Regions from separate parts of the Homo sapiens genome. Here region 2 is linked to region 1. Evidence: read pairs that join two places in POLR2A ChIA-PET (ENCODE). Cell type or tissue: GM12878. All regions are shown on one strand. Links, peaks and the distances in the headings refer to the core of each region. The heading gives the core; the rest is flanking DNA.

Evidence for each region. ChIA-PET counts read pairs that join two places held together with the same protein. Peaks named below come from ENCODE experiments on the same cell type or tissue, not always from the same donor. Only the 100,000 strongest peaks of a DNase experiment are listed, where the experiment ranks them.
Region 2: POLR2A ChIA-PET joins it to region 1 with 6 read pairs; 3 of 35 experiments call an interaction of 5 or more read pairs at or near these places.

Annotation. Positions count from the first base shown.
Region 1 is chr5:75,646,368-75,652,522 of GRCh38, reverse strand. The region is part of intron 7 of ANKDD1B (ankyrin repeat and death domain containing 1B); the gene reads right to left. Among named protein-coding and RNA genes, the nearest start is that of ANKDD1B, 38 kb to the right of the region's middle. In GM12878, for the core only: no CTCF peak of the experiment used is centred there; a DNase peak (open chromatin) is centred at 3,602.
Region 2 is chr5:75,555,631-75,561,785 of GRCh38, reverse strand. All of the region lies in intron 3 of POLK (DNA polymerase kappa), which reads right to left. Among named protein-coding and RNA genes, the nearest start is that of POLK, 47 kb to the right of the region's middle. In GM12878, for the core only: no CTCF peak of the experiment used is centred there; no DNase peak of the experiment used is centred there.

The DNA.
Region 1 (6,155 bases), core at 706-5,705:
TTGCAGTGAGCCGAGATCATGCCACTGCACTCCAGCCTGGGCAACAGAGTGAGACCCAGTTTCTAAATAAATAAATAGAAAATCCATTGTGTTTTTAATTACCGGGGTGAAGGGGAGCTATTATTAGGATGGTACAAAAGCAATTGTGGTTTTTTCCTAATTGTTTTTTTCTAAGTGTCTCCCATAAAAGTGTCAGAGCCCTAGGGAACACGTGTGCAACAGACTGAATGTTTGCGTCCCTCCCAAAATTCATATGTTGAAACTCTAATGTCAATGTGATGATGATAGGAGGTGGGGACTTTCGGAGGTTATTAGGTAATTCGTTGTTGACTGATTAATTGTAAGACTGCTACAAAGTATTTGCAGGTCTTTCAATTAAGGATGCTGCTGGAAATTGCTTTCCCGCAATTGCTGCATCAGTATCTCCTTTCCCACAGTCTCTGCAGTATAACCTTGCCACTCCCCTCATCAAGAGGCAGGGTTATTTTCTTCACTCCTTTGAATCCAGATGAACCCTGGGTGGAACCCTTATGAATGAGACCCATGCCCTTGCAAAAAGAGGCCAGAGAGCTGGCTAGTTCTCTTTCTGCCATGTGAGGATACAGCAAGACAGTTGTCCGTAAACCAGGAAGAGGGCCTCATCAGAACCTGATCTGCTAGCACCCTGATCTCAGACTTCCAACCTCCACAACTATGAGAAATAAATGTTTGTTAAGTCACCCAATTTTATGGTATTTTTTATAGCAGCCTGAGCTGACTAAGACACTATGCCTAGGGCAAATATGAGTTAAAGCCTCATTTCCCTTCTCCCAGGAAGTAGGAAGTGGACTAGAACCAGGTCTTCTCTCCATACACCTCAGCAAAACCCCTCTTTGAACCAAATAGGTGACTTGGTATTAGCCCCAAGAAAGGACTGTTTCCTGCAGCCCTGTTTACTGCCAGTCTCCCCTGTGCTAGGCAGACATTCAATGCTCAGCATAATTTCTACTTGCAGCTTCCCTCATCATCTTCCTACTCGGCCCTTTCAGCGCCTCTCCTTCCCTGTGCTCAGCTGTCTTTGCTTAGTGCCCAAGGAGTCGGGCACACTGCTTGAGGGGATGGTCTGCTCCTGGCACTCCTGCCATCCTCCAAATGGCCCAGCATGGTGCCTTGCAATAATACAAAGTCAATGAATTGGTTGTTGACTGATTAATTGTAAGATTGCTACAAAGTATTTTCACATCTTCCAAATAAGGATGCTGTTGGAGATTGCTTTCCCAAAATGGCTGCATCAGTATCTCCTGTCCCACAGGCTCCTCTGCAATATGTCTTTGCCACTCCCTTCATCAAGAGGTGGGGTTTATTTCTCCACCTCCTTGAATCTGGGTCGACCCTGTAACTGCTTTGACCAATAGAATATGGCAGAAATTCCAGCGTGCCAGTTCCAGGCATGGCCCCTAACTAGCCTGGCAGCTGCTGCTCTCTGCCTTTTGTAATGCCTGCTCTTGTAATCGTTCCTCTTAGAGGCCAGTTCCCAGGCTGTAGGCTGAGGCACATGGTGAGGCCCAGGTGAGCTCCCACCTGACAGCCAGCATTAACTGCCAGGCATGTGAGTGTACTCTCTTGGGTATTGGGCTCAGGTAAGCCTTCAAAATCCTGGCTGACTTCCAACTGTAATCACATAATAAACTCAAACTAAGAATCCTCTCAGCTGAGCCCAGTCAACCCACAGAGCCATGAAAATAATAATACATTGTTGTTTTAAGCCACTGAGCTTTGGGTTGGATTGTTAGGAAGCAATAGATAATGGAACAGATGCCAACAGCAATGACCTGTATATCTCTGACCAACTGAAATCTAGCTTGCATGATGCTAAATGCCTATATGACCTTGGATATGTGGCCTGTCAAGTACGGGCCTCTTTGTCTTTGCCTGTAAAAATGGCCCCTATATTAGTTTTCTATTGTTGTTATAAGACATTGCCATAAAATTAGTGGCTTAATAAAAATGTTTTATTTTATAGTTCTGGAGGTCAGAAGTCCGAAATGGATCCCACTGGGCTAAAAAAAGAAGTTCGCAGACCTATGTTCCCTTCTGGAGGCTCTCAGGAGAATCCACTTCCTTGTCTCTTACAGGTCTTAGAAGCCTCCTATGTTCTTTGGCTCACACCCCCTTGCTCCATTGTCAAAACCAGCAACAGTTAGCTGAGGCCTTCTCACATTGCATCACTGACATCTTCGTCTGCCTCCCTCTTCCTCTTTAAAGGATCCTTATGATTACATTGGGCCCACCTGGTAATCCAGGAGAATCTCATTTTAAGATCAGCCAATTAGCAACCTTAATTCCATCTGCAATTTAAATTCTCCTTTGCCATGTAACATAACATATTCACAGGTTCCGGGAATTGCGATGTGAACATCTCTGGGGTGGGGAACCTGACCCTGCCTACCACATCACCCCCTTCTTTCTCTGAAATCACAATACTACTGGGAGGATACGTGAGCCAGTAAATGTGTATGGTAACCGTAACTATTATTTTATCCATTCCACAAAAAATATATTGAGCACTTATTTTGTGCCAGGCACTATTTTAGATAGTGGAGGGATATGTTGGTAAACAACACTGACGAGATCTCAGACATTACATTTCAGTGGTGGTGGACAATCAATTGATCCATAGATTGGTAGACTTGTAGATCAGCAGATCAGTGGACTTAAATTAAATCTGCTTTTTAGATTCTAGATGTTGTTAGAAGAATAACATCAGCTAGTTGTAAGTTCTACAGCAAGACATAAAATAGCATGACTTGTTGGCTACTTTCTAATGGCTGATCAACAAAGCCTTCTTGGATAAGGTGACATTTAAACTGAGATCAGAATGGTCAGAAGTGCCCTCCCTGGGAAGATCAGAAGCCACCTAAAGCAGAAACAAATTTACAAGAAACTCAAAGCAGGAACCCTGTAGTAGGAGTCCACAGCATTTACCTCTAGGCATCATGGGCTCCGTGTGTAGGGCCTACAGACTTTTTATGTGCCAAAGAAACCGTTAAAATGTAAAACATAAAAAAATTATTGGTTCCACGATACCAAAAGAAAACCACAAAATTGAAGTGAATAAATATTTAATTGACATTCATACTTCATTGATTGTTAAATGTAATATTCATAAAATATTCATATTTATAAACAATTTGTAGGTTGCATTTTTTCACCTCCCTCAAATTCCCAATTATGCACACAGAGTTCTAAGAAATCAGAGTCAATCATAAATTAGGTGAGTCTGTCATAGCCAAATAATTGCAAAAAGCAAAAACAAAAAAGCCTTTTAGAGCAATTACCAGCAAAAAAAAAAAAAAAAAGTAAAGAGGAATGTGGGAGCACTTAAATATGTATGATAAAATGTGAGGTAGGACCTCCAGGAATGAGTTTTTAGGACCTACAAAAGCCTTTATTGGACCCAGGGCAGTTAATAGGGCCCTAAAGAGAGCCTGTTGCCCTAATTCTGGGCAGCCCCTCCACCCAACACAAATGGAGGAAGCCAGGTGTCAACTACATTCATAATCTCACTCCAACATCCTCCTTAGAAATGACTCAACCCTTTACCCACTCCCCTTGATGATGGGGAGGTGGGAGGGAGCACAAAAGCAATCTCCTGGAAACCAAGACTCAGTGTCAGCAGGTGAAGTGTGTCCAAGATCAAACACAGCAATCACCTACAAATGTGAAAGCAAACCAAAGTCCAACCCATCCCGGGCTCGTGTGTGTTCTTGCTGTTGGCTTCTTGCTTCACACTGCTTTTCTCCCCAGGGTTTTCACTGGGTTGGACAGATAGGTGTGGATAGCTAGTGGGGGCTGAGGTTGTTGATTGAGAAGTGTGCTGATGAACTCGGGAAAAATTCTAAAAGTAAAAGCTAAAAAATGGATTCACGATCATTTCCAGGCTGCCTAGAGCAGCTGAGACCACTGGCTGTAAGGACAGGGGCAATATGGAGCCTGAAGTCTCAGTCGGATGGGGAGAACGTGTGCATATGAAAATCACTACAAAGCAAAATACTTAAGGGCAAAATAATTAAGGACAAGGGTAAGGCAGTGTACAAAATAATGGAGTAAGCCTGACAGAGTCTTGCTAACCTGGGAAGCCTTCCCAGGAACTTGAAGGGGGATACCGACTGGGGACAAGGAGGCACCTGTGTAATGACTGTAGAGGCACAGCTCTCCACATTCTCCACATTCTGAATATTTCATGGCTCCCATGAATTCTTTTTTTTTTTTTTTTAATTTTTTTTTTTTAATTATACTTTAAGTTTTAGGGTACATGTGCACATTGTGCAGGTTAGTTACATATGTATACATGTGCCATGCTGGTGCGCCGCACCCACTAACATGTCATCTAGCATTAGGTATATCTCCCAATGCTATCCCTCCCCCCTCCCCCCACCCCACCACAGTCCCCAGAGTGTGATATTCCCCTTCCTGTGTCCATGTGATTTCATTGTTCAATTCCCACCTATGAGTGAGAATATGCGGTGTTTGGTTTTTTGTTCTTGTGATAGTTTACTGAGAATGATGGTTTCCAATTTCATCCATGTCCCTACAAAGGACATGAACTCATCATTTTTTATGGCTGCATAGTATTCCATGGTGTACATGTGCCACATTTTCTTAATCCAGTCTATCATTGTTGGACATTTGGGTTGGTTCCAAGTCTTTGCTATTGTGAATAATGCCGCAATAAACATACGTGTGCATGTGTCTTTATACCAGCATGATTTATAGTCATTTGGGTATATACCCAGTATTGGGATGGCTGGGTCAAATGGTATTTCTAGTTCTAGATCCCTGAGGAATCGCCACACTGACTTCCACAATGGTTGAACTAGTTTACAGTCCCACCAACAGTGTAAAAGTGTTCCTATTTCTCCACATCCTCTCCAGCACCTGTTGTTTCCTGACTTTTTAATGATTGCCATTCTAACTGGTGTGAGATGGTATCTCATTGTGGTTTTGATTTGCATTTCTCTGATGGCCAGTGATGATGAGCATTTTTTCATGTGTTTTTTGGCTGCATAAATGTCTTCTTTTGAGAAGTGTCTGTTCATGTCCTTTGCCCACTTTTTGATGGGGTTGTTTGTTTTTTTCTTGTAAATTTGTTTGAATTCATTGTAGATTCTGGATATTAGCCCTTTGTCAGATGAGTAGGTTGTGAAAATTTTCTCCCATGTTGTAGGTTGCCTGTTCACTCTGATGGTAGTTTCTTTTGCTGTGCAGAAGCTCTTTAGTTTAATTAGATCCCATTTGTCAATTTTGGCTTTTGCTGCCATTGCTTTTGGTGTTTTGGACATGAAGTCCTTGCCCACGCCTATGTCCTGAATGGTAATGCCTAGGTTTTCTTCTAGGGTTTTTATGGTTTTAGGTCTAACGTTTAAATCTTTAATCCATCTTGAATTGATTTTTGTATAAGGTGTAAGGAAGGGATCCAGTTTCAGCTTTCTACATATGGCTAGCCAGTTTTCCCAGCACCATTTATTAAATAGGGAATCCTTTCCCCATTGCTTGTTTTTCTCAGGTTTGTCAAAGATCAGATAGTTGTAGATATGCGGCATTATTTTTGAGGGCTCTGTTCTGTTCCATTGATCTATATCTCTGTTTTGGTACCAGTACCATGCTGTTTTGGTTACTGTAGCCTTGCAGTATAGTTTGAAGTCAGGTAGTGTGATGCCTCCAGCTTTGTTCTTTTGGCTTAGGATTGACTTGGCGATGCGGACTGTTTTTTGGTTCCATATGAACTTTAAAGTAGTTTTTTCCAATTCTGTGAAGAAAGTCATTGGTAGCTTGATGGGGATGGCATTGAATCTGTAAATTACCTTGGGCAGTATGGCCATTTTCACGATATTGATTCTTCCTACCCATGAGCATGGAATGTTCTTCCATTTGTTTGTGTCCTCTTTTATTTCCTTGAGCAGTGGTTTGTAGTTCTCCTTGAAGAGGTCCTTCACATCCCTTGTAAGTTGGATTCTTAGGTATTTTATTCTCTTTGAAGCAATTGTGAATGGGAGTTCACTCATGATTTGGCTCTCTGTTTGTCTGTTGTTGGTGTATAAGAATGCTTGTGATTTTTGTACATTGATTTTGTATCCTGAGACTTTGCTGAAGTTGCTTATCAGCTTAAGGAGATT
Region 2 (6,155 bases), core at 617-5,616, 91 kb after region 1:
AAACAAGCAATGGGGAAAGGATTCCCTATTTAATAAATGGTGTTGGGAAAACTTGCTAGCCATATTCAGAAAACTGAAACTGGACCCCTTCCTTACACCTTATACAACAATTAACTCAAGATGGATTAAAGACTTAAATATAAGACCTAAAACCATAAAAACCCTAGAGGAAAACCTAGGCAATACCATTCAGGACACAGGCATGGGCAAAGACTTCATGACTAAAACACTGAAAGCAATTGCAACAAAAGCCAAAATTGACAAATGGGATCTAATTAAACTAAAGAGCTTCTGCACAGCAGAATAAACTATCAGCAGAGTGAACAGGCAACCTACTGAATGGGAGAGAATTTTTGCTATCTATCCATCTGACAAACAGCTAATATCCAGAATCTACAAGGAACTTACACAAATCTACAAGAAAAAACCAAACAACCCCATCAAAAAGCAGGCAAAGGATATGAAGAGACACTTCAAAAGAAGACCTTTATGCAGCCAACAAACAAAAAAGCACATCATCAATGGTCATTAGAGAAACGCAAATCAAAACCACAATGAGATACCATCTCACACCAGTTAGAATGGCAATCATTAAAAAGTCAGGAAACAACAGATGCTGGAGAGGATGTGGAGAAATAGGAATGCTTTTACACTGTTGGTGGGAGTGTAAATTAGTTCAACCATTGTGGAAGACAGTGTGGCGATTCCTCAAGGATCTAGAACCAGAAATACCATTTGACCCAGCAATCCCATTACCAGTTATATACCCAAAAGATTATAAATCATTCTACTATAAAGACACATGTACATGTATGTTTACTGCAGCACTATTCACAATATCAGACTTGGAACCAACCCAAATGCCCATCAATGATAGACTGGATAAAGAAAATGTGGCACATATACATCATGGAATACTACGCAGCCATAAAAAATGAATTCATGTCCTTTGCAGGGACATGGATGAAGCTGGAAACCATCATTCTCAGCAAACTAACACAGAAACAGAAAACCAAACACTGCATGTTCTCACTCATAAATGGGAGTTGAACAATGAGACCATATGGGCACAGGGAGGGGAATATCACACACTGGGGCCTGTTGAGGGGTGGTGGGCAAGGGAAGGGATAGCATTAGTAGAAATACCTAATGTAGATGATGGGTTGATAGGTGCAGCAGACCACCGTGGCACATGTATACCTATGTAACAAACCTGCACATTCTGCACATGTATCCCAGAACTTAAAGTATAATAAAAAAACAAATTTTTTTAAAGAAACAAAAAATAGAATAACGGCTTTGGTTCGGGTCCTAGCACTGCAACTCATTAGTTACAGGACAGGGAGCAATTTAACCCCTTTCATGCTTACTTTCCTTATTTGTAAAGTGGTACTAAACCAACCTCAATAGGTTATTGAAAGAATTAAAAGAGACACCCATGTAATGCACCTATCTAGGGATACAATAAGGGCTTAATTATCTATAATTATAAAGTAGAAGTTACATTTATTGGGTATATGTGTCATATAATATGCTAAGTGCTTCCTATGTTAACTCATTTACTGGTCATAATTCTGAGATCATAATTATTGTTCCCATTTTATAGATGAAACTAAAGCTCAGTAAGAGTAAGTAATTTGCCCTAAGTCATAGAGCTAGTAAATGTTAGCACTAAACACTGAAACCAGGTTACTCTGAAGTCTGTTTTTGATTATGTTATGATGCTTCCCTATAATAGATTTTTTAAAGTCTGTAATGTTGAAATACACTCAAATCAAACTGTAATGGTATATTTTCCATCCATATTATGTCTTATTTTCTTTATAAATATCCCATTTCTATTACATTGAGGAGACTATTTCAGAAATAATGTGTTTTTTTGGTTTTGTTTTCTTAAATTAGTATTTCCCCAAGACTGTTGAATAAATTTGAGTTAATAAAATCAATTGTTGGCCAGCCCTAGTGGCTCATGCCTTTAACCCCTTTGGGAGGCTTAAGTGGAAGGGTAGCTTGAGGCCAGGAGTTTGAGACTGGCCTGGGCAATATAGTGAGATCCTGTCTCTACGAAAAATTTTAAAAATTAACTGAGTGTGAAAGTGTACACCTATAGTCCCCCCACTACTTGGGAGGCTGAGGCGGGAGGACTGTTTGAGCCCAGTAGTTGGAGGTTGTAGTGAGCCATGATGGTACCACCACTGCACTCCAGCCTGGGTGACAGAGAGAGACCCTGTCTCTAAAAAAAAAAAAAAAAAAAAAAAAAAACAAAACAAAACAAAAAAACAAACCCCAAATCAATAAATTGCCAAAATGGTCAAAATGCACTGATTTGCTGTATAGCTGTCATGCAATGTAACATAAACATCTGTCTACTTGATTTATGAACCCATGTTCTTATACAACAATTTGTCAGTTACAAAAATGACTGTGCTTTAAGAAGTCCACTGAGATTGGGAAAGGGTGGAGTATACTTAGAGAGGTTCTGAACACCCTAGAGGTTCATGCCTGTAAAAGTTGCTTACCTCAGCTCGACTAGCAATAGTTCATACTATCATATCACACATAATAAAATCGAGTACTTGGAAATTTTAAGACTCTAAAATAGAAACACATTTCCTACGAAAACAACTCTGTTCTCTCAGGCCTTCTTGACTCCTTAAACTTCCTCAATCTCCTCCCATTTATACAAATTCTTTTGGAGGAAGCTCAACAAATGAAACAATTGAACAATCAACATAAAACACGTTTCCTGCCATTCCTGTTGCAAAAGATGCCAGAGAGCCTCTGATGAAATAGTCAACCAAAACTGGAACAAAATCTTAAATTCTGCTATACAATGAAAGATACTTTCTATTCCTTCAGATTATTAGTATATTTAAGGATATGAGCTTTAAAAATAGTATGAATAGCTAACAGTTGTTAGCATCACTTATATACTGTATCATTAAAACTGTTAAATATATTTGTAGATTATAGATCAATAAAATGAAAATGTCCAGAAAGTACGTTGCTTAAGGATTAATATCAATTTTAAAATAATATTACTGTGGATAGAACTGATTTTTTTAAAACCTTGATAAAATGATGCCTAAGTTTATTTGAAAGAAACATGCATGAGAAATACAAAAAAAATTTTAAAGAAGAGTTACAAGCGAGAATATTAAACTATATTCCTACCGTTCAATAACTAAAACTGTATGGTACTGATACAGGAAAAGACTGAATTGATTAGAAGAGAGAGTCCAGAAATAAATCAAAGAACAATTGAGAATTTTTTAATTTGGAAGTACTTCATTTCAACTCAGTGAAGAAAGGATTCATGATTCAATAAATGGAGTTGGGACAAGTGAATCACCACTTAGGGAAAATAATACTATGCAGGGAAAACATAACACCATTTAAGAAAAACATACTTCACACTTTACATCAAAACAAATTCCAAATTGACTAAAGATATGAGTATGCCAAGAGCTATAAAAATACTAAAAGAAGACATAGGCATGGTTATGAGGAATAATTTTCCAAGTACAATACCCAGACCAAAAAAAAAAAACAACAACAAAAATTATAAGAATATTGTTCCTGGAACTAGTAAGTGATAATAATCAGTTACAAGATATAAGGTTAATATACAAAAGTCAATCACTTTCCTGTATGCCATCAATGAACAAGTAAAATTTAAAATTTAAAACACATTACAGGCCCAACATGTTGGCTCACATCTGTAATCCCAGCACTTTTGGAGGCCGAGGCAGGTGGATCACTTGAGCTCAGGAGTTCAAGACCAGCCTGGCCAACATGGTGAAACCCTGTCTCAACTAAAAATACAAAAACTAGCCAGGCATGGCAGTGAGCATCTCTAATCCCAGCTACCAGGAAGTGGAGGCAGGAGAATTGCTTGAACCCAGGAAGAGGAAGATGCAGTGAGCTGAGGTCATCCCACTACGCAGCAGCCTGGGTGACAGAGGGAGACTCTGTCTCAAAAACAAAACAAAACATAAAACACATTACAATTTATATTAAAACCTCCAAAAATGAAATACTTAGGAACAAGTGTAACAAAATATGTACAAGATCAACATGAGGAAAACTACAAAGTCTGAAGAAAGAAAGCAAAGAAGAACTAAATACGGTCTCTGGCCTATGATGGTTCAACTTAAGATTTTTCAACTTTATGAGGGGTTTATCTGGACATAATCCCACCATTAAGTCAGGGAATATCTGGACTTATGATGGTTTGACTTACAATTTTTCAACTGTATAATGGGTTTATCCAAATGTAACTCCATTGTAAACCAAGGAGCATCTTTAAATGGAGAGATATTCCATGTTCATGAACAGGAAGACTCTATTATCAAATGCCAGTTCTTCCCAACTTCATCTATACACTCAATGCAATCCTAGTCAAAATCCCAGCAAGCTATTTTGTGGATGTCAACAAACTGAGTCTAAAATTTATATGGAGAGGCAAAAGATCCAATTAGCCAACAAAATATTGTAGAAGAAGAACAAAACTGAAGGACTGAAACTACTTGACTTCAAGACTTACTATAAAGTTACAGTAATTAAGAGAGTGTGGTATTGGCAAAAGAATAGACAAATAGATCAATGAAACAGAATACAGAGCCCAGAAATAGACTCACATAAATACAGACAATTGGTCTTTGACAAAGGAGCAATGACTCAATAAAATGGAGAAGAGTTTCTTTCTTTTTTTTCTTTTCTTGAGACAGAGTCTCATTCTGTTGCCCAGGCTGGAGTGCAGTGGTGCAATCACAGCTCACTGCCACCTCCACCTCCCAGGCCCAAACAATCTTCCCACCTCAGCCTCCCAAATAGCTAGGACCATGGGCCTGTGCCACCACCCCGAGTTAATTTTTTCTATTTTTTGTAGAAGCAGGGTCTCGCTATGTTGCCTAGGCTGGTCCTGAACCCCTGGGCTCAAGCGATCTTCCCACCTTGGTCTCCCAAAGTGCTGGGATTACAGGCGTGAGCCGCCACACCTAGCAAGAAAAGAGTTTTTTAACAAATTGTGCTGGAACAATTGGATATCCTCATGTTAAAAAAAAAAAAAAGAAAAAAAGATGAAGTTATTTCCTCCACAAAAATGAACTCAAATGAATCACAGACCTAACTGTAAAATGCAAAACTATAAAATTCCTAGAAGATAACATAAGAGAAAATCTAGATGGACTTGGATTTGATGATGACTATTTAGATACAATACCAAAGGCACAATCCATGAAAGAAAGAATTGATAAACTAGACTTCATTAAAATTAAAAATTTCTGCTCTGTGAAAGATACTGTCAATAGAATAAAAAGAAAAGCCACAGGTTGGGAAACAATATTTGCAAAAGACATATCTGATACAGGTCTGTTGCCCAAAATACACGAAGAACTCTTAAAAACCAAAAATAAGAAAGCAAACAGCTTGATTATAAATGGTCAAGGACCTTAACAGACACCTCAACAAAGAACATATACAGATGGCAAATAAGCACATGAAAAGATGCTCCACATCATATGTCATCAGGGAAATGCAAATTAAAACAACAATGAGATACCACTATACACATATTAGAATAGCCAAAATTCACAATACTGACAACACCAAATGAGGGCAATGATATTTAGCAACAGGAATCCTCATTCATTGTTGGTGGGAAGACAAAATGGTATGGTCGCTTTGGAAGACAGTTTGGCAGTTTCTTATAAAGCTAAACATATTTTTATTTTACCATATTATCCAGCAATTGCGCTCCTTAGTATTTACCTAAAGGAGTTGAAAACTTATGTCTACACATAAGCCTGGCCATGGATATTTACAGCAGCTTTATTCATAATTCCCAAAACTTAGAAGCAACCAAAGTAAACTTTAGTAGGTAAATGGACAAATAGCTTGATAGCTCAATTATTTTATGTGCTGAATATTATTCAATTGTCTGTGGTATGGCTCACGCCTGTAATCCCAGAACTTTGGAAGGCTGAGGCAGGCGGATGACATGAGGCCAGGAGTTTCAGACCAGATTGGCCAACATGGTGAAACCCCGTCTCTACTAAAAAATGCAAAAATTAGCTGGGCATGGTGGTGGGCACTGGTTATCCCAGCTACTCGGGAGGCCGAGGGAGAATAGCTTGAACCCGGGAGGTGGAGGT